Regions from separate parts of the Homo sapiens genome. Here region 1 is linked to region 2. A link is a loop called in an ENCODE intact Hi-C map of the cell type or tissue named here. Cell type or tissue: Caco-2. All regions are shown on one strand. Region 1 has its middle 25 kb from the start of MIR5007. Region 2 has its middle 340 kb from the start of MIR5007.

What was found. Peaks named below come from ENCODE experiments on the same cell type or tissue, not always from the same donor. Only the 100,000 strongest peaks of a DNase experiment are listed, where the experiment ranks them.
Region 1: it touches region 2 in a loop (4-fold over the local background); 2 of 110 quality-filtered maps call a loop at or near these places.

What each region holds. Positions count from the first base shown.
Region 1 is chr13:55,198,159-55,200,658 of GRCh38, forward strand. No RefSeq gene overlaps it. Among named protein-coding and RNA genes, the nearest start is that of MIR5007, 25 kb to the left of the region's middle. In Caco-2, no CTCF peak of the experiment used is centred here; a DNase peak (open chromatin) is centred at 1,183; H3K27me3 peaks cover 137 bases.
Region 2 is chr13:55,516,475-55,518,974 of GRCh38, forward strand. No RefSeq gene overlaps it. Among named protein-coding and RNA genes, the nearest start is that of MIR5007, 340 kb to the left of the region's middle. RefSeq lists a silencer at 900-1,194. In Caco-2, a CTCF peak has its summit at 1,033 (motif pointing left); a DNase peak (open chromatin) is centred at 1,037.

The DNA.
Region 1 (2,500 bases), 320 kb before region 2:
TCTGGTTTGGTGGTAATTCACTTACTTAGTGTTTACTTGTCTGGGAAAGACTTTATTTCTCCTTCGTTTATGAACCTTACTTTGGCAGGGTAAAAAATTCTTGGCTGGCATTTTTTCTCTTTCAATGGCTAAACATAGGCTCCCCATCTCTTCTGGCTTGTAAGGTTTCTGCTGAGAAATCCACTGTTAGTCTGATGGGATTCCCTTTATAGGCAATTCGGCCTTTTCTCCTAACTGCTTTTAAGATTTTTTTTCTTTTGTGTTGACCTTGGGTAGTTTGATTACTGTGTCTTGAGAATCATCATCCTGTACAGAATCTTGCAGCAGTTCTCTGAATTTCTTGTCCTGTATGTCAACCTCTCTAGCAAGATCAAATAAATTTTCCTGAAGTATACACTCACACGTTTTTCTAAGTTGTCTACTTTTTCTTCTTTCTCAGGAATACCAAAATGTCGTAAGTTTGGTCTCTTTACATAATCCCATATTTCTCAAAGGTTTTGTTTTCTAAAATTATTTTTTCTTTGTTTTTATTTGATGGTGTTAATTCAAAAGACTGGTCTTTTAGCTCTGAAATTCTTTCTTTTGCTTGGTTGTGTCTATTATTAACATTTCCAATTATATTTTGAAATCCCATTGTGAAATTTTCAATTCCAGAAATTCTGTCTGTTTCTTTGTTAATATGATTATGTCATCTTTCATATCCTGGATTGTTTTTCTCACTTCTTTGTATTGGATTTCAACTTTCTCTTGAATCTCATTGAGTTTCTTTGTCATTCACATTCTGAGTTCTATGTCTCTCATTTCAGATATTTCCATTTGGTTAGCACCCATTCCTAAAGAGTTAATGTGATCCTTTGGAAAAGATTAAACACCCTGGCTTTTTGTACTGCCAGAGTTCTTGTGCTAATGACTTCACTTCCAATGAAGCTGACAATTTCCTGTCATTTGAATGAAGCTTTTTATTATTTTTTTCTTTTTTCCCTTAAATGCCTGACTGTGGTGTATGTTGTATATGATTGACTGGCTTGTTTCTGGGTGCTTTCAGGGGTCAAAGTTCTCTATTGATTCCTTTGTTCCAGAAAGTTTCATAAGGTGACTTTTTCACATGCTTCTCATTGTAAGGATGTATTTTTGTTTGATGGTACAATTCAGGCTGAAGTCCAGCAGATGGTGCTTGAGCATAAGTGCTGGCCAGTAAGCTGGTGCCCCAGTGGATGCACTCTCCCTAACAGTTGGTGACAGGAAGAGAATGTGATATTCTGAAGCCTCAGTTGAAGGAATGAGGGTGTGCATCAGCTCCTCCTCCAGACCCAGAAGAGCATAATTCACTTTCCTATCATGCCCCTGTTGCAGGGTTCATGACATTTCCATTTATAAAAGCTTTGTCTTTTGGTTCCCGGCCAGAGTATGGCTGTGGGCCATGGTCTCACCTCTCTGACAGCTACCAGTAGGATGAGGTTTGGGGACACAGCCTCTTTCCCTAGTTTGGGTCGGGCAGCTCCATGGATTGTACTTCATTGCCAGGATACTATTGCTCAGTTTAGGGAGGAGGAGTTGGACCCCACCCTTTGTAATAGCTGTAGCCACCATGGGCTAACTTTCAACAGGGATGGAGCCACTGGAAAAGCCCTAAAGTGCTTTCTTTCAGTATCTTTAGTGGTTTTGGAGCCACCAGAGAAGCATAAAAAGCACTTTCTTTCAGTGCATGCTCACTTTCAATGAGGGTGAAGCCATCAGAAAAGTCAAAAAGTGCTTTCTTTCTGTGCATGCTCATAGGGATGCAGTGGCAAGAACTGCTGCTGCAGCTAAAACAGTGCAAGGGAGGGAGAGAGGCAAGAGATGACCCCCTCTCCATGTTTTTGCTTGGGTACTTGTGGTTCCTCCTCTAGCAGTTGGCACCACACCCATGTTTTCTTTGTCCCAAGAGGTGCTTTGGTGGGCTATACTCCTTTCTTCTTAGGGGTGATCTACACTGAGGGTTACATACCCAGGGGTCCCACAACTACCCAGGGAACTAACAATCCCTGTGCTTGCCAAAGTTAGAGCAGGTTGTGGGGTTTGTTTGTATATGGTTTGGTGGTGCAGTGGCTTAAGAGCAGAGGATTTCCAGGCTGGGCAGTGGCATCTCAGGTGCACTATCAGTGTGGTGCCTACCATCTCAACTTGGGTCTGAGGGAGGGGTAGCATGCCTGCTTGAGCGGGCCACCAGGTTCTCTGGTCCCAGAAAGTTCTCTTATCACCAGCCTTTGTGTTGACCTGGCTCATGAGGGTGGAGGGACTCCCCAATAGCAATGATCAGATTGTCAGAGGGGTGAGGGAAGACAAGAAGTACTCCCACGTATCCTTTCCACTGAGCTATGAATTCCTCTGGAGTTAGTCTCAGCCAGACTTTTGCTGCTTTCTTTCTTTGCTCCCTAGCCTCTTCCCATAAGCTCTCTGAGAGTTCCTGGCTGCCTTCTCTCCATTTTTCATTCAAATCCCGACCATTCACTGGTAACTT
Region 2 (2,500 bases):
AATGCTACTTAAAGAAAGTACAGTCTAGCACTTTATAAATGCAATGATAAGAATGGTGGTTTTGTCAGTAAAGGTTTAATACAAACAAAAACCATCCTCTGTATTTTAAGCTATAGGGAATTAAATACAATAAAGTTTAAAGTATTTTGAAGGACAGGATCAGAAATAAAGGAGCAAATACTGAATATATGTTTCAAGATCTGATCTCTGGGCTTGCCATCTGGATGTCAGGGGCCCCTCTTGTTATTGCTCCATTGCAACCATTGTCCAGACTGCCTCACACCCAGCACACACGTGACTCTCCTGAGGAACAGATCTTCTAGCTGCTGTAAATGCTTTCATTTTGGGGATTTGTGTATCAGCTGCCATAAACAAGGAGGAGTTTCTGTTTCACTTTTGTTATCCAAGCCTTGCACAAGTATCTCTAACTGGCATGACTTCTGTCAGGTATAAGAGATTCTGGAAAAAAAAAAAAAAGAATGATTTTAGCTTTCTAAACTTCCTATGTAGAAAAGAATGAGAGAGATAATCAAAGTATCTACCTCAGTAGTTATCAGGATTTAACCCACATGGTCCCTTTCATTTTGAATATCCCAACCTAAAGGGTAACTTCACACAGTTTCTCTATAAATCCTTGTTTCCAAAAGTTTCAGTATTTGAATCATGCAAGATGTACCAAATCTCCTCTTTCAGAGTGTGTTATCTAAGGTATTTCTAATAATGGTAACTAAAATCTTAAACATATGAAAAAAATCAGTATGATTTCTTGTTTCTTGCCTCTCTTCAAGTGTTGTAATAAACCTAGAGTAAAAAAAAAAACAAAAACCAGATTGCCAGTTATACAGCTATTTCTGGTTTATATATATATAATCTCAATTTCTGTTTTAGATTTTGGGGTACATGTGTAGGTTTGTTACATGAGTACTTTGTGTGATGCTGAGGTTTAGGATACAAATGATACTGTCACCAGGTAGTAAATATAGTATTCAGTAGTTATTCAACCCTTGCCCCCTCCCCCCTTCTGCCCTCTAGTGGTCTCCAGTGTCTGGTCCCCAGTGTCTATTGTTGCCATCTTCGTGTCCCATCTTTACATACTTCTAAAGCAACAGTTAATGCTTTGAGATTTGACCAAAGATGATGTACACTTCCTTTTACTTAGCTTTCATCAGAACTATAGTTGAATTATGCATAATGCTTTCTAAATTTTTATATTTTTCAATAAAACTAATTTGTATTCCAAGGTTTCTGTAGTCTAAATAAAACAGAAAAACTCTGAGATTAACAACGAAAATATGTCACTTTAACCTCATTGCATTTTGAAGACTGTAAAATAGACTTAAAATAAAAATATATAATTTCCTTCAAAATTTATGTTGGCTTAGCTTGTATGAAAGAGATTTGTAGTAATGTTAGCAGCAGCACATAAAGTTTGTGCAGTATGAACAGAGTAACTGGATGATTTTATAATAAATATATTATGTTCCCTCCAAAAATTACACATAGGCAACAGATTTAAAACAAAGTAAACCCATTGATTATGTGTGCTGCTTTTCCCCTTGTGTTAGGGAAAAAAATGTCATCAGCCCATATGCCTTCAAAACATTAAAACTAACCACATTTTCATACAGTAATTTCTTTTTTCTTTCTTTTTTTAGCAAATACTTATTGATGAATAATTTATTAGAAAAAAATGAAGTTGGAACATGAAGCAGACAGAAGTCACACTTCCTAAATTGCACAAAAAAGCTTAACAAAAAGTCTGATATTCTTAAACAGATATCTATAACTAAGGAAATCTAACATAAGTATAAAGTTAGTGGGTTGTACTAAGGAAGGCAATATAATTTCTATAAATATATTTATTTGGAATCATACCTAAATAATTACCCAAATTACAATAAATATGCAATGATTCTGACTTACTAATATTTCAATATTATTATTAATATTTCAATATCAATATCACTTCTTAAACCATAATAAGTTAGCTAGAAGTTTGAAGCCAGTGCACACTATTGTGTCAATTTAAGTGGCTGCTATGAGAGTACTTCATCTTTCTTCTGTACAGGCATACCTTGAAGATATTGTGTTTTCAGTTCCAGTCCTCCATGGTAAAATCAGTATTGCAATGAAGTCAGTCACAAATATTTGCTGGTTTCCCAGTGCATAGAAAAGTCATGCAGTCCATTAAGTATCCAAAAGCATTATGTGTAAAAAGCCATGTACATACCTTAATTAAAAATACTTTGTATTTCTGAGGGCTCTGTTCTGTTCCATTGGTCTATATCTCTGTTTTGGAACCAGTACCATGCTGTTTTGGTTACTGCAGCCTTGTAGTATAATTTGAAGTTAGGTAGCGTGATGCCTCCAGCTTTGTTCTTTTGGCTTAGGATTGACTTGGCAATGTGGGCTCTTTTTTGGTTCCATATGAACTTTAAAGTAGTTCTTTCCAATTCTGTGAAGAAAGCCATTGGTAGCTTGATGGGCATGGCATTGAATC